Regions from separate parts of the Homo sapiens genome. Here regions 1, 2, 3, 4, 5 and 7 are each linked to region 6. Evidence: chromatin contacts called from ENCODE Hi-C data. All regions are on one chromosome and are shown on one strand. Each heading gives the region's core, a stretch centred on a gene start or an enhancer-like site at or near the end of the contact. The rest is flanking DNA. Distances are from core to core; before and after follow the strand shown.

Region 1 (2,864 bases), core at 83-2,582, 2.3 Mb before region 6:
TGTGAACCAGGAAGTGCTACTATTATCCATATGAACCAGGAAGTGCTACAATTATCGATATGAACCAGAAAGCGTGGCAATATCCCTATGAACCAGGAAGTGCTACAATTATCTGGATGAACCAGGAAGTGTGGCAATGTCCCTATGAACCAGGAAGTGCTACTATTATCCACATGGACCGGGAAGTGTGGCAATGTCACTATGAACCAGAAAGTGTCACAATTTCCCTATGAACCAGGAAGTGCTACAATTCTCCACATGAACCAGAAAGTGTTACAATGTCCCTGCAAATTAGGAAGTTCTACAATTATCTGAATGAACCAGGAAGTGTTGTAATGTCCCTGTGAACCAGGAAGTGCTATTTTCCATATGAACCAGGAAGTGCTACAATTATCCATATGACCCAGAAAGTGTGGCAATATCCCTATGAACCAGGAAGTGCTACAATTATCTGGATGAACCAGGAAGTGTGGCAATGTCCCTATGAACCAGGAAGTGCTATTATCCACACGGACCAGGAAGTGTGGCAATGTCACTATGAACCAGAAAGTGTCACAATTTCCCTATGAACCAGGAAGTGCTACAATTATCCATATGAACCAGAAAGTGTTACAATGTCCCTGCAAACTAGGAAGTTCTACAATTATCTGAATGAACCAGGAAGTGTTGTAATGTACCTGTGAACCAGGAAGTGCTACTATTATCCTTATGAACCAGGAAGTGTGGCACTATCCCTATGAACCAGGAAGTGCTACAATTATCTGGATGAACCAGGAAGTGTGGCAATGTCCCTATGAACCAGGAAGTGCTACTATTATCCACATGGACCAGGAAGTGTGGCAATGTCACTATGAACCAGGAAGTGTGGCAATATCACTATGAACCAGAAAGTGTCACAATTTACCGATGAACCAGGAAGTGCTACAATTATCTGGATGAACCAGGAAGTGTGGCAATGTCCCTACGAACCAGGAAGTGCTATTATCCACACGGACCGGGAAGTGTGGCAATGTCACTATAAACCAGAAAGTGTCACAATTTCCCTATGAACCAGGAAGTGCTACAATTATCCATATGAACCAGAAAGTGTTACAATGTCCCTGCAAACTAGGAAGTTTTACAATTATCTGAATGAACCAGGAAGTGTTGTAATGTACCTGTGAACCAGGAAGTGCTACTATTATCCATATGAACCAGGAAGTGCTACAATTATCCATATGAACCAGAAAGTGTGGCAATATCCCTATGAACCAGGAAGTGCTACAATTATCTGGATGAACCAGGAAGTGTGGTAAGGTCCCTACGAACCAGGAAGTGCTACTATTATCCACATGGACCAGGAAGTGTGGCAATGTCACTATGAACCAGAAAGTGTCACAATTTCCCTATGAACCAGGAAGTGCTACAATTATCCAGATGAACCAGGAAGTGTGGCAATGTCCCTATGAACCAGGAAGTGCTACAATTATCCCTATGAACCAGACGGTTCCAAATGTCTTTATGAACCAGGAAGTTCTACAATTATCCATATGAACCAGAAAGTGTGGCAGTGTCACTATGAACCAGGAAGTGTCACAATGATCCTAAAAACTAAGAAGTGCTACAATTATCCATATGAACCAGGAAGTATTGCAATGTCCCTGCAAACCAGGAAGTGCTACAATTATCCGTATGAACCAGGAAGTGCTACAATTATCCGTATGTATGAACCCGGAAATGTTACTATGTCCCTATGAACCAGGAAGTGCTATTATCCATATGAACCAGAAAGTGTTACAATGTCCCTGCAAACCAGGAAGTTATACAATTATCAGAATGAACCAGGAAGTGTTGCAATGTCTCTGTGAAACAGGAAGTGTTGCAATGTCCATGTGAACCAGGAATTGCTACTATTATCTATATGAACCAGGAAGTACTAGAGTTATTCGTATGAACCAGAAAGTATTACAATGTCCCTATGAAACAGGAAGTGCTACAATTATCCCTATGAACCAGGAAGTGTTGCAATGTCCCTGGGAATCAGGAAGTGCTAACAATTATGTGTATGAACCAAAAAGCGTTGCAATGTCCCTGTGAACCAGGAAATGCTACAATTACCCATAAGAACCAGGAAGTGTCACAATGTCCCTGTGAACCAGGAAGTGCTACTATTATCCATTTGAACCAGGAAATGTAACAATGTGAGCCAGAAAGTTTTACAATGTCCCTATGAATCAGAAAGCATTACAATCTCCAGATAAACCAGGAAGTGTTATAATGTCCCTCTAAACTAGAAAGTGCTGCAACCTTCCAATGACCCAGGAAGTTCATTTATCATGTCTAGGAAGCAGGAAGTGCTACAACCTCCCCAGTGACCCAGGAAGTTCTCTTACCATCCCCAGGAAACAGGAAGTGCTACAAACTTCGCTAGTGACCCAGGAAGTTTATTTAACATCTCCAGGAAGTTCATTGACCATCTCTAGGAAGCAGGAAGTGCTACAACCTCCCCAGTGACCCAGGATGTTCACTGACCATCTCTAGGAAAGCAGGAAGTGCTACAACCTCCTCAGTGACCCAGGACGTTTATTTACCATCTCCAGGAAGCAGGAAGTACTACAACCTTCCCAGTGACTCAGGAAGTTCATTGACCATCTCTGGGCAGCAGGAAGTGCTACAACCTCCCATGTGACACAGAAAGTTTATTTACCATCTCCAGGAAGCAGGAAGTGCTACAACTTTCCCAGTGACCCAGGGAGTTCATTTACCATGTCTAGAAAGCAGGAAGTGCTACAACCTTCCAGTTGATGGGGTACAGGACACCCCACCCTGAATAAGAATGTAGATCATTACGTGACACTCTGAAATATGCCACCTTGGCATACTGA
Region 2 (3,122 bases), core at 378-2,877, 2.4 Mb before region 6:
AGTCACCCTGAGTACAGTAGACCCCTGAACTTATCCCTTCCTATCTGATGGAAATGTTGTACCCTTTACCCATCATTTCCCCATTTCCCCCACCCCTCACTCCCAACCCCTTGGTCACCGCCATTCCACTCTGCTTCTGTGAGTTCAGTGGTTTTAGATTCCACGTAAGCGTGTTTGGGTCAGACGGTATTTGTCTTTCTGTGCTCGGCTTACTGCACTTAACATCATGTCCTCCAGTTCCATCCATGTTGTTGCAAATGGCAGGACTTCCTTCTTTTTTCTTTTTGAGACAGAGTCTCACTCTGTTGCCCAAGCTGGAGTGCGATGATCTTGGCTCACTACAACCTCCGCCTCCTGGGTTCAAGCAATTCTCCTGCCTCAGCCTCCTGAGTAGCTGGGACTATAGGCGCCCGCCCATCATGCCCAGCTAATTTTTTGTATTTTTACTAGAGACGGGGTTTCACCATGTTGGCCAGGCTGGTCTTGAACTCCTGACCTCAGGTGATCCACCTGCCTCAGCCTCCCAAAGTGCTAGGATGACAGGCATGAGCCACCGCACCCAGCCAACCTCCTTCTTTTTTAAAGCTGAATACCATTCCATTGTGAATATACCCTATTTTCTTTGTTCATTTAATAGCTTTATTGAGGCATAGTTTACATAGCATGAAAGGCACTTATTCTCACTGTGCAAATGAATGGCTTTTAGTGAATGTACAGAGTTGATATAGCACATTTTCTTTCTGCATTCATCCCTTGATGGGCTCTTCCATTGACTGCATGTCTTGGCTACTCCGAATGGTGCTGCAATAAACATGGGAGGGGAGTGTCTCTTTGACATACTGATTTCCTTTCCTTATCCCAAATAAACATATATATATATACACACATACACATACTATATATATATATAATACACACACATACTATATATACACATACTATATACATACATACTGTATATACACATACTATGTATACACACACTACATATATACACACCATATACATACATACTATATATACTATATATACATACTATATATACGAATTATATATTTATACAAATATATATATACACATATATATATTATATATATATAGACTTGCCCTGACTTGCTGGGAATACCCTGAAGGTTTAGAAGTCATCTCTGGGGCCGGGTGCGGTGGCTCACACCTGTAATCTCAGCACTTTGGGAGGCCAAGGTGAGAGGATCACGAGGTCAGGAGTTCGAGACCAGCCCAACCAACATGGTGAAACCCCGTCTCTACTATAAATACAAAAAAATTGGCCAGGCGTGGTGATATGCGCATGTAATCCCAGCTACTCAGGAGGCTGAGGCAGGAAAATCGCTTGAATCCGGGAAGTAGAGGTTGCAGTGAGCAGAGATCATGCCACTGCACTCCAGCCTGGGTGACAGAGGGAGACTCCATCTCAAAAAAAAAAAAAAAAAAAAAGTCATCTCTACATATCTTCATATGTAGATACATTAGTAGAGGGACTGCTAGATCAATTCGTAACTGTTTCAATTTCCTCAAAACTCTCTTCCCCGGAAATGACAGTGCTTCCTTGAAGGCTTACCTTTGTTAGTGCCTCAGCGGTAGACGTGACTTCTAAACCCTATGGGCATTCCCAGCAAGTCAGGGCAAGTCCCCACCCCCTCCACCCCAACAAAGAGATTCCAAGAGTCCATAATGTATTCTTTAGCAAGAAAGACATTCTCTTTAGAAAGGTAGGAAGACTTAATAATAAGCAGACAGAACTGTCAGAATGTTAAAGAAAAAAAAGCAGCAGCAATGACAAAAAAAAACCCCACACGTGAAAGTAAAGTACAGATATTATTTTAAGTGTAACCCTTCTTATTTCTGTAATTTCACCCTCATAAACAGAAGATGATCATAGACACCGTCACTAAAGAAACAAAACAAAGCAACATAGGACAATCCCCTTAAAGTGACTCATCCTTCCCAAGCTTCAGGAAATACTCAGAAACGGCAGTCAAGGGCGTACGAGACTCGGAAGGTTTCTAAGACCAGAGTCTTGTCTTCTCCCACTCCTCGCTCACAGCAGAACCCAGGAAACTCCAGTGTCAGGAGGTGGCCTCCATTCCCCAGGACACCCCACGGCCGGAACACAGTGGTAAAACTAGAACTCTCCTCCCAGGTTCCACCCCACACCCTGCACTCCCATGCCCAGCTGCCTGACACAGAACACGCAATCCTAGCATGAGGACTGCTATATATTTCCACAGAAAGGGCATGTCAGCTGCAAAATCGCAGGGCACAGGGAAAACACAGTATGATCTCGATGCTTCCCTCACATGGGAAATGTCACATGTGGTACACATTTTTTTTTTCAAAGACCCTCCTGGCTTGCTGGGTTTTTGCATCTGTCCCTGGGCCTCAGGGGGGCCATTTGCCCACCCAGGTGTCCCCAAGCTTCCCCCAACCACCTTCGGGTTTAGGTCCATGCTTCTTGCTGGGCACCTCTGCATTCAACAGCTCTTCATGTGCTCTTTGCAACCAAGCCACATTTTGGATTTTTTCCAATGCAGGGCCTGGGTATACGTGTGCATGTCTATGTACATGCATGTGCGTGTCTATGTACATGCATGTGTGTGTCTATGTTCATGCATGTGCGCGTGTGGATGTGCTCATGTGTACATGTGTATTTCATATACGCGTGCTCATGCATTCATGTGGTTTCTGTGTGTGCACGTGTGTGCTCCTGCACGTATGTGTGGGTGTATGGTGTGGGCACACATGTGCATGCATATATGTATTGCACTGCATGTGTGTGCACACGTGTTTTCATGTGCATTGTGAGTGTGCTGAATGCACACCTGTTTGCATGTGTATATGTGCACAAGTGCACTGCATGAATATATATGTGCATTTGTTCATGTGTCTGCGTGTTTGCCTGTGTGCTTGTGTGCATATGTGTGAGGGTGCTATCTGAGCACACACCTGTGTGCATGCATATATGGGTGTGCATGTGCACTGCAGGAGTATGTGCATGTGCTTGTGTGTTTTCATGTGTGCTCACGTGCACATGTGACTTGCTGTGTGGGTGCACACGTGTGCATGCATGCATATATGCATGGCATGAGTGTGCATGCATGTAT
Region 3 (2,923 bases), core at 300-2,799, 2.2 Mb before region 6:
GAGTAGGGGTCTGCTGTCCCAGTAGGGATCAGGGTGGGGAGGGGGCTCGTGGTCCCTGAAGTAGTCTGGAGTTCTCTGCAGGGGCCGGGAAGGGGGTCTGTGATCCCTGCAGGGTTGTTGGGGGCAGGGAAGTGGAGGGGTAGGTTTGGTGGGTGGTGTCTGTGGCCTGGCAGGAATTGGGGTGGGGTCTGTGGTCTCAGTAGGAACTGGGGTGTGGGGTCCGTGCTTGGGGCAGGTTCTGTGGTGTCAGCAGGAACTGGGGTGTGGGGTCCGTGCTTGGGGCAGGTTCTGTGGTGTCAGTACGAATTAGGGTGTGGGGTCCATGGTCCTTACAGCTGTTCAGAGTCCTCTGTGGGAGTCCTGGTCCATAATCCTGGCATGGCTCTGGGTGGTTGTCTGGGGTTCCCTATGGGGTCCAAGTCCTTGTGGTCCCTGCTGAGGTCTGCGTGGGGTTACATGATTCTGGCTAAGATGGGGAGGGTGGTTCCCGTGGTGGTCCTGGTCCCCTGCAGGGTCTGGGTAGGGGATCTGTGATCCCATGGTGGGGGTCCTGGCTGGGGCTTGAATGGGGTTCCATGGTCTTGGCTGGAGTGTGGGGTCTTGGAGAGGCAGTCCAGCTGGGGTCTGTAGTCCTGGGGGGCGTCCTGGCAGGGGTCTGTGGTCTTGTGGGGTGCTGGCTGGGGCCTGTGGTCCGGGGGGTGGTTGTGATGGAGGTGGAGGTCCTAGAAGGGGGCCCCAGTAGGGGTCTGTGATCCTGGAGAGGGGTCCTGGTGGTGGGGGTCCCAGTGGAGGTCTGTGGTCCTGGGGGGCCCTGGGAGGATCTGTGGTACTGGGGAGTCCTGGTGGAGGTCTGTAGTCCTGGTGGGGTTCTTGGTGGGGTGTCTGGGCGTGCCCCAGTGGGGGGGCCTGTGGTCTTGGGGGTCCCAGCAGGGGTCTGGGGTCCTGGGGGGTGTTCTTGGGAGGAGTCTATGGATCTGACTTGGGTGCTGGCTGGGGTCTGTAGTCCTGGGGGCGTCCTGGCTGGGGCTGTTGGTCTTGTGGTGGTGGGGATCCCTGCTGGGGTCTGCAGTCCTGCCGGGAGGGGGAAGGGTCCCTGCTGGGGTCTGTGGTCCTGGAGGAGGTGTGGAGGGTCCCTGCTGGGGTCTGTGGTCCTGGGGGGGATTCCTGGCTGGGGTCTGTGGTCCTGGCTGGGGGTGTGTGTGGGGGGTCCCTGCTGGGGTCTGTGGTCCTGAAGGGGGGGTCCTGACTGGGGTCAGTGGTCCTGGGGGCGTCCTGGCTGGGGTCTGTGGTCCTGGGGGGGGGGGTCCTGGCTGAAGTCTATGGTCCTTGCAGGGGGGGGTTCCTGGCTGGAGTCTGTGGTCCTGGGGGGGGTGTCCTGGCTGGGGTCGGTTGTCCGCTCGGGGTCCCCAGTCCTGCAGGCGGTGCGGGATCCCAGAGGGCCCGGGCGGGGTCTGGGGTTGGGGGTTCCCCGCAGGCCGGGGCGGTTCGGGGCGGGCAGGGGGCGGTCCGGGGCGCGCGCGTTTCCGCCGTCCGTCCGGGCGGGCGGGCGCAGAGTCCCGCGGGCGGCGCGGAAGCGGCGGCGGCGCGGCCGGGGCAGCCATGTCGCCATTGTCTGCGGCGCGGGCGGCCCTGCGGGTCTACGCGGTAGGCGCCGCGGTGATCCTGGCGCAGCTGCTGCGGCGCTGCCGCGGGGGCTTCCTGGAGCCAGGTCAGCGGGGCGGGGCAGGGGTCAGGGCTCCGGGGACCCGGGTGGGCGCGGGCTGGCTCGGGGGCGGGGGCGCGGGGGCTCCGCGTGACCTTGGCGAGGCGGTGGCGCTCCCGGAAGTGGGGCTGGGCGGGGGTCGAGGTGTGGCCGGGGGTGGGGGGGGGGCGGCGTGCGCGCTGGGACCTCCCCGCCCCGCGCTTTCCGTCCCCGCCGGCTCTTCTGCGCGCCTGGCCCGGCCCGACCCGGCCCGACCCTTCCCTCCCCGCGCGTGTGGCCTCCCCGCCTGTCCCGGGTCGGGCTCCAACCAAGCAGCCCCCGTGCAGCCGCCCCCCCGCGCACCCTGACACCTCCGGGCCATGGCCGGGGACCCGGGGGCTCGCACGCCCCGCGCCCAAGACATCAGGCGGCTCTGCCTGCCGCCTGCGGTCGGCCAGTGACCGCGCGCCCCCGCCAGGCCCCGGAGGGGAGGAGCGGGCGTCCCAGGGACCTCGACCCCTACCCACCCCAGGGTAAGTGAGGATGGGCCCTTCTCCGGAGGACGTCTCCAGAGGGGGCCCAGAGGCGGCTTCTCGGGCACTGGGGAGCCACGGAGGTCTGGTGGGGAGGGCAGGCCCGTTAAGTGGCAACTTTGTTTCCTTGGCCTTTGTAAACATCTCTGAGTCACAGATCTCCAACTTTGCAGGACTCGTTCACTGTCTGAACTCATCAGTGATGACCGCCACTGTGTTTTGTGTATGCAGATAACTTCTGTTCCTAGATTTGCAGGTTCAGAATTTATTATTATTATTATTTTTTGTAATAGGAAGTAGAGATGAAGTCTTGCTCTGTTGCCGAGGCTACTCTCGAACTCCTGGGCTCAAGCAGTCCTCCTGCCTCAGCCTCCCAAAGTGCTGGCATTACAGGCACCAGCTACTGCATCCGACTAATGTTTTAAAGTTTTGTAGACGGGGTCTTGCTATGTTGCTCAGGCTGGTCTCGAACTCCTGGGCTCAAGCGATCTTCCTTCCTTTGCCTCCCAAACTGTTGGGATTACAGGTGTGAGCCACCACACCTGTCTAATGTTTTAATTTTTTTGTGTAGCAATAGGGTCTTGCTACGTTGCCCAGGCTGGTCTGAAACTCATGGGCCGAAGCAATCCTCCTACCTGGGTCCCCCAAAGTGCTGGGTTTACAGGCGTGAGCCACCACGCCTGGCTAATGTTTTAAATTTTTTGTAGAG
Region 4 (2,888 bases), core at 102-2,601, 2.3 Mb before region 6:
GAAAGAAGAGGGGGAGAGAGAGAAGAGGGGGAGAGAGAGAAAAGGGGAGAGAGGAGAGAGGTGAGAGAGAGGCGAGAGAAAGAGGAAAGAGGGGAGAGAGAGGGAGAGAGGAGAGTGAGGAGAGAGAAAAGCGAGAGAAAGAAGAGAGAGAAGAGAGAGAGGGAACAGGAGAGAAGAGAGAGAGAGGAGAGGAGAGAGAGAGGAAGAGGGAGAGAAGAGGAGAGAGAGAAAGGAAAGAGAAGAGAGGAGAGACAGAAAGAGAAGAGAGACTGCAGTATCCATAAGATCCATAAGAACGTCACCAGGGTTGGGGGGGAATCGGATGCCACCTCTTCCCCAGGTTCCCCTAAATTTAAGAGTTTGCGATTCTGCAAACTGTAGAAGGAAAATTAAAACTTGGAACCCCAGTTCACTCTGCCAAAATAATTAATAATAATAATAATAAAGCTGGAAGCTGAGTCAGGCAGGAAGCTGTCTTTCCTTCTGTTCCCAAGCAGACAGTGCAATAACTCTCTGTTGACCTTATCTTAGTAAAGTGCCAATTTAGTGAGCGCAAGACAAATACATAATTGACTATTCTACCTGCTGCTTTTCTTTTGCAACAGGTGAATTCGGTAAAATGAGCCTTCCTCCTTCTTTCCCCTCCAGCGTGCTTTCCCCCTTTAAATACCGAAGCTCTCAATAGTATCTTTGGAGAAAGGCATAGACCCGTCTCCCGGGCTCCTTCCTGATCTTCGCCGAATCAACTCAAAAGGATTGGGACTTGTCCCAGATACTTTTTGGTTTACGAAAGAAACGCTGGCTTTTTCCTCTGAAACGGCTCCCACCTGGCCCCAGGAAGAGCGCTGGGGAGAAAGTGGGCGCCTCCTCCGGACCTGGGTCCCCGTGGGCACAGCGCGTCCCGCCGGGCACGGAAGAGGGGCCGGGTGTCCCCGCGGGGCGCCCCGCCCCTGCACCCCACATCCCCAGGCGGATCCCCAGGCCCAGCCCGCGCCACCCCCCGCGTCCTCCCACCCGGATCCCGCCGCTCGCTCACCGGGGCGGCCACCAGACGGCGGAGCAGGCCGAGGAGCCGCAGCGCCAGCACGGCCCCGCGCGCCACGGCGCGCCCAAGGCGAGCAGAGATCGTCCGCGAGTGCAGCGCGCGGGCGAAGGCGGCGGGACGGAACCTCCCCCACGGGCCGGGTGGGGCGGAGCCCGCGGAGGACTCGAAGGGGTTGGGTGAGGGGAGCAGCCCTGCAAACTCAGCCCAGGCTGCGCCTGCCCCGCCCCGCCCCACCCCGGCCTCCACTGGCGCACGGAAGGGGAGGGAACGCCGGGCCCGGGGAGGGGACAGAGGAGGGGGCGGGCGGAGGTGGCTCGGGCCGCGCCGAGGGGACCACGGGACGCCCTCCTTCCCTTCTCAGGAAACTGTGAGTGCCCCCCGCCCACAAGCCCGTCGCCAGGATGCCGCCAACTAGAGCAAAGTGAAACCCCCAACATTCTCGGGAAAGTGCGGGTCCCTCCCTCTCTACAGCCCCTTAAATGCACGCCCCAGGGCGGCCCCTACCTGGAGCCAAGAGAAACCGCTGCCCTTCTTGGAGAGGTGTGGGCCTCTCCGCGCCCGCCCTTGCTGTCCCCTCTCTGTTCCTAACAGGCACCCCCCCCAGGCAGCCCCAACGGGGAGGAAATGAAACTCTTCCTGCTCCTCTGCTCGGAAAACTATGGGGCCCCCTTCCAGCTGCTCACGGGGCGCTCAGGGCGATCCCCAAGGGGTGCAAAGTGCAATCCCCTCCCTGCTTAGAAAGGCGTAGGCCTTGACAGGCAGCCACGGCCCCTGGTCCTTTCTGGAGCGTCCGAGCTGGGGGCGCTCAGTGGTGAAAGATGGCGGGGGTGGGGGGCTTTGAGACACACTGCGGATACCCGCTCTGCGCGGGACCAAGGACGTTCTGCCGCAAGCTCAGAGACAGGGTTGGGAGTGAGGACTTGTGGTCGTGGTTTGGGGTTGGGGGTAAGACCCCTATCTGGGTCGCCTGGCTGAGTCCTGGTCCTTGGCGACTCACCCCAGCAGGCTGCGTCAGGGGCCCTTCGGTAACACTGGTCTTGTGCTGTCTCAGGCCTGCGGGTGACTCCGTCTCTCCCCAGGCCACCTGTGCCCCTGGATCAGACACAGGCAAGGCCAGAGGGGCTGGCCCCGCACCCTGGGGCCCACCTCAGGGGTTTGAGGAATGCAGCAGTCTAACTATGCACTCCACTCCTGGAGGCAGAATCATTTTTCTTTTTTCTTTCTTTTTTTTTTTTTTTTGGTCTTTGCTTCATCCTGAACCTGCCTGGGATAATGACGTGATGGCTGGAGTCCCAGCAGCCAGTTCGAAGCAGGAAGTCTCCTACAGGATAGAAGTTGTCTGTGTGTTGTTTGTTTGTTTATTTGTTTGTTTTGAGATGGAGTCTTGCTCTGTGGCCCAGGCTGGAGTGCAGTGGCACAATCTTGGCTCACTGCAACCTCCGCCTCCCGGGTTCAAGTGATTCTCCTGCCTCAGCCTCCCCAGTACCTGGGATTACAGGCATGCACCACCATGCCAGGCTACTTTTTGTATTTTTAGTAAAGACAGGGTTTCACCTTGTTGGCCAGGCTGGTCTCGAACTCCTGACCTCATGATCCGCCCACCTCGGCCTCCCAAAGTGCTGGGATTACAGGCATGAGCCACCGCACCCGGCCAGAAGTTGTATTCTAAGCATGGCAGAACACGTTGAGCAAAGGTATCAGGGTGGCTGATGATACAGCAGGACGGCTGTGCCAGCCCGACTCACATTCCCAACTTCTTTTACAGGACAAAGGAGTACATTTTTATCTTACCATTTGCTAAAGTTAGGTTTCTATCAGCTTTCTTTAAATCACTTTTATTTCT
Region 5 (3,192 bases), core at 210-2,709, 2.6 Mb before region 6:
GTGGTGGTGCACACCGGTAGTTCCACTTCCTTGGGAGGCGGTGACAGCCTCACCCTTGACAGCCTCAGCCTTGGAAAAAGAAAGTACTGTTAATCTTGAAGACTATGGAATCATTTTGTCCCTGACCAGTGGAAGAGGACCTAAGCAACCCCCTTTGAGGGAAAGTGGGTCACCTGGGCTGGAGGTAGGGATGTGATATTGTTTTGTAAGCTAGCATTTCCTACAAAATATGAATTTATACTTTGACCAGATCTTGCATTGTGAGGGGATGTGAGGGGATGAGGTAAGACATGAAGGGGCTTGAGAGAATCAGCGACTGGAGGTCAAGAGAGTTAGACAAAAACAAAGGCTCACTGCAGCCTCAACTCTCAGCCTTGATCTTTCTAGAGGTCAAAAGAGTTAAAAACAAAACAAACAAACAACAAAGGGAGAGCCAAAGATACAAAAAAAGCATTACGTGAGAGGGTAATGAGCAAAATAGCATCATTCAAAAACAAAAGGATGAGTCACAGAAAAGATGGGGAGGGGTCCAGGGCACAGTGATTAATCAAAAGGAGTAATTTCAACAGCAGTCTGATGAAAGAAACAAAGATAAAAATAGCAATTGGAATTAGCCGGGCGTGGTGGCACGCGCCTGTAGTCCCAGCTACTCGGGAGGCTGAGGCAGGAGAATCGCTTGAACCCAGGAGACGGAGGTTGCACTGAGCCGAGATCGCACCACTGCACTCCAGCCTGGGCGACAGAGTGAGTCCCTATCTCAAAATAATAATAATAATAGTAATAAAAGCAAAAAAAAAGGGCCCATCTAGCATTCCCCGTCCCAGACTTAGAGTACAAGTCCAGCATCCGGAACAGACATTTCAAACACCAAGCTTTGAGAAACTGAAATCGCAACTTGATTGCTCTGGGTAGGTCCTAAGACCCTTCCTGACAAAAAGAAAAGGGGCTCCCTGTGCTCAAGCCTAACTGGGTTTATTTTTTATTTTTATTTATTTATTTTTTGAGACGGAGTGTCACTCTGTCGCCCAGGCTGGAGTTGCAGTGGCGCGATCTCAGCTCACTGCAACCTCCACCTCCCGGGTTCAAGCAACTCTCCTGCTTCAGCCTCCCGAATAGCTGGGACTACAGACGTGAACTACCACACCCAGCTAATTTTTGTATTTTTAGTAGAGACGGGGTTTCACCAGGTTGGCCAGGCTGGTCTCGAACTCCTGACCTCAGGTGACCCACTCGTCTTGGCCTCCCAAACTGCTGGGATTCCAGGCGGGAGCCACCGCGCCCGGTCAATCGTAACTGGGTTTAATCAGCTCCTTAGCCCAGGCCTTCCCGTGTGACGACCTGGGAAAACCTGTTTCCACGCGCAGGTCCCGGAGGTCCCGAGAGCCAGGAGATGACGCGGATGAAGGAGGGGCGGGCGCCCGGCCCAGATCCCGCAGCTGAGAGGGCGGAAGCCTTGGCACTAGCGGCGCCCGGGCGCGGAGTGCGCAGGGCAAGGTCCTGCGCTCTGGGCCAGCGCTCGGCCATGCGATCCGCCGCGCGGAGGGGACGCGCCGCGCCCGCCGCCAGGTGCCTGGGACCCCGGGACGCGGCCCATACTAAGGCCTAGGGTGGGGGCCTGGGGAGGGGGTCGCGAGCACGGCGAGGGGCGCCCCGGGCGAGCCTGGGCCCCTGTAAAGGGCGTGGTTGTGTCCGGCGCCTTGTAGTCTCCAAAATGTAGCTGGAGGCGCGTTCTGTGCCCGGGAAAGACGCCAGACAGCAGAGCCCAGGGATGGGGGGCGACTGAGGGGACGAAGGGCGGGTGGAGGAGACCGAACTGAAGGGAAGGCGGAAGGGCAGGGAAAGAGAACAAAGGAGGAAGGGAAGGGAGGGCGGAGGAAGGCTGGCCGGGACCCGGAGGGAGCGGAAACTGGGCCGGTCACGCCCTGCTGGGTCCTCCGCCTTCCACGCCCAGCTACACCGCTGCCCGGATTCGGCCTTCAAAGGCTCCCTAAGACCCGCCCCGAACCGCGCCCCCCGCTCTGCCCCACTAAGACGCGCCCCGTCCCGCCCCAAGGCTCCATCCCCCGAAGCGTAGCCTTGCCCGCCCCACTTCCTAAGAGGCACCCCGTCCCGCCCCCAACCCCCCAGCTCGATGCCTTCCAGCACGGCCGTGTTCCCCGGGTCCACTAAGACGCTCCCTGTCCCTCCCCAACGCCCCGTCCTCCCGAGCACAGCTGTGACGCCCTCCCGATTTCTAAGAAGGCCCCTTCCCGCCCCCCGCCTCTTCGGCCCCACCATGACATGCTCCATCCCGCCCCCCGGCCCTTTGCCTTCCCAGCACGGCTGTGCCCTCCCCCTCATCCCACTAAGACGCGCCCCGTCCTTCCCCCAGACCCCATCCTCCCAAGCACGGCTGTGACTCCCCCAACACGCTCGGTAAGACACGCCCCTTTCCCCCCCGTGGGCTTCATTGGGCGCCCTCCCCCCAGCACCGCCGTGCCTACCCCGGTCACCCCCCAAGACTTCTCTGTCCCGTCCCCATCTCCACCACAAGCGCGGCCGTTACTTCCCTCTGGCCATCCCCCGGCGCCTTGGCCTTGTGCCGCCTCCATGTCCCCACCCTCTAGCACCGCCATGCCCCGCTGCACTTCCTCAGATGCGCCGGGTCCTGCATTCCCAGCTTCATTTGCGCCCCAGTGCCACCGGTAGAGGGTCGTGACTGCAAGTTGTCCAGGTTCTTGGCGTTTTGAACAAAGAATTGGACAAAACGCCCAGCAAAGAAAGAATGAAGCAACAAAAGAAGGAAAGCAGGGATTTATTGAAAACAAAAGGACACGTCACAGTGTGGGAGCCGACCAAGCAGCGGCTCAAGGGCCCGGGTACATAATCTTCTTGGGTCCAAATACCCCCTAGAAGTTTCCCATTGGCCACTTCATGCTCACCTCATGTAACTGAAGTGGTGGCCCGCGATCAGTCTGATTGGTTGCAGGCAGCAGCCAACCAAAGGGTGAAGTTACAAAGGTCACACTCCTGTGCAAACATCTGATTGGTTGCAAAACCCAACTAATCAGAGACTAGGGTGAAGTCACAAAGTTGCACACGAAGACTAGACCCGAAATCAGTCCGATTGGTTGCAGACAGCCAGTCTACTATCTACCCAATAGAAAAGGTCAAAGGGAAGCCTTCGGTCCTTTTGTTACTTAGGCATGGAAA
Region 6 (3,021 bases), core at 130-2,629:
CGGCTGGACTCGAGGCCCACGGCAGACATGAAGACCCCTGGGAGGCGTCCGGGACCCCCAGGACTGAATTTGAGGCCCCCAGGCAGACGTGGGGGCCCCTGGGCGGTGGTCAGGACGCCTGGGGCTGGACCCAACCCCCAAGGCAGACGAGGAGAACCCCCGGGCGGCATCCGGGCCCCCCAGGGCTGGACTCAAGCCCCCAAGGCTAGACGTGGGGACCCACCTGGGCGGCGACCGGGACCCCCAGAGCAGGTCTCAAGCCCCAAAGGCAGACGTGGGGGCTCCTCGGCGACGTCCAGGACCCCCAGGGCTGGACTCAAGCCCCCAAGGCTAGACACGGTGACTCCGGGGTGGCGTCCGAGACTCCCACGGGGGAACTCCAGTCTCCAAGGTAGACGTGAGGACCCCCGGGCGGCATCGGGGACCCCCAGGGCGGGACTCGAGCCCCCAAGGCAGACGCGGGGATGCCGAGGCGGCGTCCAGGACCCCCAGGGCGGGACTCGGGCCCCCAAGGCAGACGCGGGGACGCCGAGGCGGCGTCCAGGACCCCCATGGCTGGACTCGAGCCCCCAAAGCAGACATGGGGACCCCCTGGGTGGCGTCCGGGACCCTGAGAGCTGGACTCGAGCCCCCAGGGCAGACGTGGGGACTCCGGGGCAGCTTCCGGGGCCCCCACGGCGGCTCTCCAGGTTCCAGGGCAGACGTGGAGACCCCTGGGCGACGTCACGGACGCCCAGGGCGGGACTCGAGCCCCCAAGGCAGACGTAGGGACCCCTGGGCGCCGTTCTCGATCCCCGGGGCTGGAGTCAAGCCCCCGAGGCGGCGTTCCGGACTCTCGCAATCAGACTTGGACTCCACCCAGCGCGGAACGGGGTAGGACGGGAGCGAGGACGAGGTGAGTGAAGGCAGCGCTGCCGCCGCCGCCGCCGCCGCCGAGGCTCGGGGTCCTGGCGCCTACCGGGCCGGCGGCTGCACCGCGGGATGGGTCTGCCAGGAGCCGCCCACGCCGAACAAGAAGCGGCCCGGTCCCGCCTCCCCCGCCGGCAGCGCGTGCCAATCACCAGCACCTGATGCGGGGCGACCAATGAGGAGCACGCCCTGCCGGGGCGCGGCGCTAGGGAGCCCGCCCCGGCCGCACGCCAATCACCAGCACGTGACAAGGGATGACCAATGAGGATCACGCCCTATGCTGCGGAGAGGCGCTGGTGAGCACGCCCCAGCTGCACGCCAATCACTAGCACGTGACGCCGGATGACCAATGAGGAGCACGGCCTGTGCCGGGGAGAGGCGCTGGTGAGCCAGCCCCGGCCGCACGCCAATCACGAGCACGTGATGAGGAGCGGCCTGTGGGCAGCCCCCGCCCCAACGTTCAGCCTCCAGACGCGCCATGTGGGCCCTGCGGGCCGCCGTACGCCCGGGGCTGCGGCTCTCCCGCGTGGGCCGCGGCCGCTCGGCTCCGCGGGCAGCCGCGCCGTCCTGCCCCGCGCGCGCGCTAGCCGCTGTCGGCCGCAGGAGCCCCGGGAATCTGGAGGGGCCGTGGGGCGGAGGGCGGGGCCTGCGGGCGGACGGCGGCCGAAGCCGCACGGGAGACGACGAGGAGGAGCCGGAAGATGCGGACGAGAACGCCGAGGAGGAGCTGCTGCGGGGAGAGCCTCTGCTGCCGGCGGGGACCCAGCGCGTGTGTCTGGTTCACCCTGACGTCAAGTGGGGCCCGGGGAAGTCGCAGATGACTCGAGGTGACCGCGGCAGGGCTTTCGGGGGAGAAACAGGAGCTGGAGACCTGGGGGCGGGGCTCTGAGGGGAGGGGGCTCATAGGTGGAGATTCAGGGGCGGGGCTCTGAAGGGACGATCTCATAGGTGGAGATTCAGGGGCGGGGTTCTGTGGGGAGAATCTCATAGGTGGAGGCGCAAGGGCGGGGCTCTGCAGGAAGGATTTCATAGGTGGAGATTCAGGGGCGGGACTCGGGAGAATCATAGCTGGCGATGCAAGGGCGGGGCTCTGGGGAGGCTCATAGGTAGAGATTCAGGGACGGGGCTCTGACCTGAGAATCTCATAGGTGGAGACCCAGGGCGGGGCTTTGAGGGGAAGAGCTCAGGTGGCGACGTAGGGGCGGGGCTTCAGGGGGCCAGGCTCTAAGGAGAGGGTCTGATGGTTGGAGATGCCAGGGCGTGGCGCTGAGGGGCGGGGCTCTGAGGGGAAGAGCTTATGGATGGTGATGCGGGGGCGGGGCTCTGAAGGGAGGATCTCATAGGTGGAGGTGCATGGGTGGGGTTCGGGGGAGGAGCCCATGGGTGAAAGGGCGGGGCTTATGGGGAAGAGGGGAGGATATCATTGGTGGAGGTGCGTGGGCGGGGCTTCGGGGGAGGGGCCTATGGGGTAAAAGTGCGGGGGCGGAGCTTATGGGGTGGAGTCCGTGGGATGGGGTGGGGCCCGTGGGGTCCGTGGGGTGGGGTGGGGTGGGGTGGGGTGGGGTGGGGTTGGGTGGGCCGGGGCGGTTCTCGCCGATGGGACCTACGTTTCTCTTGCTCTGGGTTAGAGGTAGGCACGGTGTGTTTGAGGTCAGGGAAGGGAGGGCGTCCAGCGGACCAATCTGTGTCTAGTCCCACCCCCCACCCCCCAGGAGGAAATGCAAATGAATAAGTCGCTGCACGTGTCAGAGTCTCATAAAGGTTGATTTTTCCCTTGGAAGCTCCTGTAGTCGATGAGTGGTTTTTCTTTACGGGTGTTTTCCAAAATGGCTAATTCCTGGAACAGATGAAGCCCCGAACTGCTCAGAACAGCGCGCAGACCTCTTGCCTCTCTACTCCCCAAACCTGCCGGTGGTTCCTCAGTAATCCCCTGAGCACCCGCAGCTCCCGGGTTCCCTGCTGCGCCCGCCTGGAGCCCAAATTCCATGTAAGGCAGGGTCGCCCTCGTGTCCCGCTGTGGCTCCGGTGTCCTTCTCCCGTCAGATTCCTACTTAGAGGCCCTGGGGGGACGAAGTCATATCGGGGGACAAACGGCGGCTCAAGGTGCCTTCT
Region 7 (3,259 bases), core at 174-2,673, 2.4 Mb before region 6:
ACCCTACAGAGCCATCCCGTCCGTGGTGACAGGTTGCCCGCAAGAAGGACATTTAGGAAGAAAAGGGAGAAACAGGAAGCTCTGCTTGGAACCTCCCCTGCAGGCTGGAAAGTCCTCCAAGTTTTCCTCTACGGAGCAGGCTTCATTATCTCTAATCTCTACCAAGTGAAAGCACAATTTCTAGGATACCCGGGACCCCTTTAAAGAGGGTGTAAATCCATTAGCAACTCCTCCCTAAAAATAGAGACCCGGCCTAGTCACCGCAGCTCTAGGCTGAGCTAGATCCTATCAACACAAATCGGGCCTCCTCCGTCCTCCCCAGGGCCGGGCGTTCCCGCGTCTCCTTCCTAAATACGTCCAGCCCTGATAAGGCCCGTCCTGAAGTCCACACTGCCCGCAAGCCGGTCTACTTAAAAGCCTGCCCATACGAAGAGCAAAAAATGCACTGACCATTGAAAAAAGAATTTATAACATGAAAAAAGAATTTATAACATACCACATCCGGCAGGGTCTCCGTTTCCGTTTCAAAGGGAGGGAAACAGAAAAACATGATTAAAGTAATAATTAGAAATAGGCCCGGTTTAGGGCGTGGGAGGGTGACCGTGGCTCTTTCTTCCCTGCCCACTTTTTCTGTTTTCCGAATTCTCCACCGCCGCAGATGGACAATTTGGTAAGCACACGTTTCTTTCTGCGCCCCGTGTTGCTTGGCGCACAGCACGCGCTGAAATTCCCGGAGCCCGCATCCACAGAGTATTTTTGAACATTTTCAGGGCTCAAAGTTTTTTTCTAACTTTTCCTTCCCTTCCCCCCACCACCCGGGTCTCAGGCTCCTAGCGATTCCAAATTTAGGCCCGGGACGCAGGGCGTGGCTGTGACAGGCAACTCCAGGGCGGCCTCCGCGCGCGGCCTGAAGACGCAGGTCCCCAAACCCTGGGGGTAGATAACGGGGTGGGGTGAGGGGCTCATGCAAAGGGAGAGAGATCTGTAAGAAGGTCCCCTAGATTGGGAAAAATCGGACGCACCTCTCCCAAGGCCGCCCCACATGTAAGAGTTTGCAACTCCGACAACAAACGCTGACTTTTCTCTCTGGAACGGCTCCAGGAAAAGCGTTGGGGAGAAAGTGGGCGCCTCCTCCGGGCCTGGGCCCCCGTGGGCACAGCGCGTCCTGCCGGGCAGGGAGGAGGCTCCGGGTGTCCCCGCGGGGCGCCCCCAACGCCGCATCTCAAGCGGATCCCCAGTCCCGGCCCGCGCCCTCCGCGTCCCCCAACCCGGATCCCTCCGCTCGCTCACCCGGGGCGGCGACCAGAACACCCAGCAGGCCGAAGAGCAGCAGCGCCAGCGCAGCCCCGCGGGCCATGGTGCGCCCAGAGCGCGCAGGGACGGTCCCGGAGTGCAGGGCGTGGGCGAAGGCGGCAGGACAGATACTCCCCCACGGGCCGGGTGGGGCGAAGCCCGGGGACTCGAAGGGGGCGGGTGAGGGGAGCGGCCCTGCAAGCTCAGCGCCGGCTGCGCCCGCCCCGCCCCGGCCTCCACGCGCGCACAGAAGGGGCGGGAACGCCGGGCCCGGGGAGGAGACAGAGGGGGTAGGCGGGCGGGGGTGGCCCAGGCAGCGCCGAGGGGAGTACGGTACACGCCCCGCCCCTTCTCAGGAAACTGCCCACGCCCCCTCACCCACCCACAGGGCCGTAGCCAGGGCGGCGCCGACCCGAAGCAAAGTGAACTACAACGTTCTCGGGAAAGTGCGGGTCCCTCCCGGTTTACAGCCCTCTGAATGCACGCCCGAGGGCGGCCCTTAACTGTAGTGGCACAAAACTGCCGCCCTTCTTGGAAACATAGAGCCCCCTCTCCCCACTCGCCCCTGCAGCCACTTCTCCGCCCCTCACCCCCTGGTCTCCAGTGGGAGCAAAAAAACAAACTTTCCCAGCAGCTCCCCTGCTCGGGAAAGTGCGGGTCCCTCCCTGTCTACAGCCTCCTAAATGCACGCCTGCAACTGTAGCGACACGAAACTGCCGCCCTTCTTGGAAACGTGTAGCCCCCCTCCCCACTCGCCCCTGCAGCCCCTTCTCCGCCCCTAGCAGGGACCCTCCCCTGCTCTGCAGTGGGAGCAGAGGAAACTCCCGGCTCCCCTGCTGGGAAAAGTATGGGGGCCCCTCCCCGCTGCTCACCTCAGGGAGTTCCCCAAGGGGAGCAAAGTGCAATCCTCTCCCTGCTCAGGAAGCCTAGGCCCCCGCTCCACAGGCAACCCCCGTCCCAAGTCCTTTCTAGAGCGTCCGAGCGCGGGGTGCGCAGCCGGGAGGGTGGCGGACGAACCCTTTGCGCCGGACCAAGGACAACCCTTGGAGTAGCCTCTGCGCTGGGGCAGTTTCTCCCCAGAATCCCCAGGACAAGGTTGGGAGTGGGGACTCCTGGTCACGGGAGTTAGTGAGGGGCAATAGGGAACGAGGTGCCTTCTATCTGGGGCACCTGGGCCCTAGTCCTGGTCATGGGCGACTCGCCTTCCAGTGGGCTTTGAGTTTAGACACCCTCCCGCGCCACTGGCCACAGCTGCAGTGCAGTTGTCGCCCTTCCCACACTTAACAATGTTATCTGTTAACACCTAAGCCTAAAATTGTATCCATTTTCCCGCAGGGTAGTGGAACAACTTTGCAGCCTGACAAATAACCCTGAATATTCTTGCATTCCACACTTCAAACTGTCCACGAAAAGAGTCAAACTAGGCCGGGCGCGGTGGCTCACGCCTGGAATCCCAGCGCTTTGGGAGACCGAGGCGGGTGGATCACCTGAGGTCAGGAATTGGAGACCAGCCTGACCAACAAGGTGAAACCCTGTCTCTTCTAAAATACAAAATTAGACGCGTGTGGTGGTGTGCACCTGTAGTCCCAGCTACTCAGGAGGCCGAGGCAAGAGAATCGCTTGAACCGGGGAGATGGAGGTTGCAGTGAGCCAAGATCAGGCCACTGCACTCCAGCCTGGGTGACAGAGCGAGACTCCGTCTCAAAAAAAAAGAAAGAAAAAAGAAAAAAAGAGAAAGGAGTCCAACTCTAACATATTTGAAGAGATTTATTCTGAGCCAAATATGAGTGACCATGGCCCATGACACAGCCCTCAGGAGGTCCCGAGAACGTGTCCTCAAGGTGGTCGGGGTGCAGCTTGGTGTTATACGTTTTAGGGAGGCATGAGACATCAATGAAATTTAAGAGACACATTGGTTTTGTCCAGAAAGGCGGGACAACCCAAAGCAGGAGGCTTCCAGCTTATA

The links. A loop is a pair of places that touch in the nucleus more often than their neighbours do. Pooled maps may share reads with other maps.
Region 1: a loop to region 6 is called in a map of naive thymus-derived CD4-positive, alpha-beta T cell, with 30 times the contacts of the local background. The contact joins the enhancer-like site here to the promoter of GTPBP6 in region 6. A Hi-C loop is called at or near these places in 1 of 168 maps with a recorded cell type or tissue (naive thymus-derived CD4-positive, alpha-beta T cell), 4 of 37 single-sample maps with no recorded cell type and 8 of 50 pooled maps.
Region 2: a pooled map shows a loop between it and region 6 (10-fold over the local background). The contact joins the enhancer-like site here to the promoter of GTPBP6 in region 6. A Hi-C loop is called at or near these places in 2 of 37 single-sample maps with no recorded cell type and 7 of 50 pooled maps.
Region 3: a loop to region 6 is called in a pooled map, with 11 times the contacts of the local background. The contact joins the promoter of DHRSX here to the promoter of GTPBP6 in region 6. A Hi-C loop is called at or near these places in 2 of 37 single-sample maps with no recorded cell type and 10 of 50 pooled maps.
Region 4: a loop to region 6 is called in a map of naive thymus-derived CD4-positive, alpha-beta T cell, with 11 times the contacts of the local background. The contact joins the promoter of LINC03112 here to the promoter of GTPBP6 in region 6. A Hi-C loop is called at or near these places in 1 of 168 maps with a recorded cell type or tissue (naive thymus-derived CD4-positive, alpha-beta T cell), 2 of 37 single-sample maps with no recorded cell type and 10 of 50 pooled maps.
Region 5: a loop to region 6 is called in a map of ascending aorta, with 7 times the contacts of the local background. The contact joins the promoter of ARSD here to the promoter of GTPBP6 in region 6. A Hi-C loop is called at or near these places in 1 of 168 maps with a recorded cell type or tissue (ascending aorta), 1 of 37 single-sample maps with no recorded cell type and 7 of 50 pooled maps.
Region 7: a loop to region 6 is called in a map of ascending aorta, with 7 times the contacts of the local background. The contact joins the promoter of CD99 here to the promoter of GTPBP6 in region 6. A Hi-C loop is called at or near these places in 4 of 168 maps with a recorded cell type or tissue (ascending aorta, naive thymus-derived CD4-positive, alpha-beta T cell and psoas muscle), 4 of 37 single-sample maps with no recorded cell type and 18 of 50 pooled maps.

Annotation. Positions count from the first base shown.
Region 1 is chrX:2,628,624-2,631,487 of GRCh38, reverse strand. It overlaps the pseudogene CD99P1. Among named protein-coding and RNA genes, the nearest start is that of LINC00102, 15 kb to the right of the region's middle. Within about 2 kb of position 1,332, at least 11 of the 41 ENCODE cell types and tissues checked have a DNase peak (open chromatin) inside an H3K27ac peak, as active enhancers do.
Region 2 is chrX:2,709,201-2,712,322 of GRCh38, reverse strand. All of the region lies in intron 1 of CD99 (CD99 molecule (Xg blood group)), which reads right to left. Among named protein-coding and RNA genes, the nearest start is that of CD99, 19 kb to the right of the region's middle. Within about 2 kb of position 1,627, at least 17 of the 41 ENCODE cell types and tissues checked have a DNase peak (open chromatin) inside an H3K27ac peak, as active enhancers do.
Region 3 is chrX:2,499,602-2,502,524 of GRCh38, reverse strand. DHRSX (dehydrogenase/reductase X-linked) reads left to right here and starts at 1,549. Exons shown (of 7, transcript NM_145177.3): 1 at 1,549-1,708. The coding sequence starts at 1,600. It overlaps ZBED1 (zinc finger BED-type containing 1), which reads left to right and starts at 1,549. Exons shown (of 2, transcript NM_001171136.2): 1 at 1,549-1,708.
Region 4 is chrX:2,607,630-2,610,517 of GRCh38, reverse strand. LINC03112 (long intergenic non-protein coding RNA 3112) reads left to right here and starts at 1,351. Exons shown (of 2, transcript XR_001755779.3): 1 at 1,351-1,412. It overlaps MIR6089 (microRNA 6089), which reads right to left and starts at 1,327; the gene lies at 1,264-1,327. It also overlaps the pseudogene CD99P1. RefSeq lists an enhancer at 1,456-1,980.
Region 5 is chrX:2,927,606-2,930,797 of GRCh38, reverse strand. ARSD (arylsulfatase D) reads left to right here and starts at 1,459. Exons shown (of 10, transcript NM_001669.4): 1 at 1,459-1,566. The coding sequence starts at 1,523. RefSeq lists silencers at 1,442-1,791, 1,812-1,971.
Region 6 is chrX:317,154-320,174 of GRCh38, reverse strand. It overlaps GTPBP6 (GTP binding protein 6 (putative)), which reads left to right and starts at 1,379. Exons shown (of 10, transcript NM_012227.4): 1 at 1,379-1,736. The coding sequence starts at 1,388. It overlaps LINC00685 (long intergenic non-protein coding RNA 685), which reads right to left and starts at 1,030. Exons shown (of 1, transcript NR_027232.1): 1 at 1-1,030.
Region 7 is chrX:2,689,459-2,692,717 of GRCh38, reverse strand. CD99 (CD99 molecule (Xg blood group)) reads right to left here and starts at 1,423. Exons shown (of 10, transcript NM_002414.5): 1 at 1,291-1,423. The coding sequence starts at 1,357.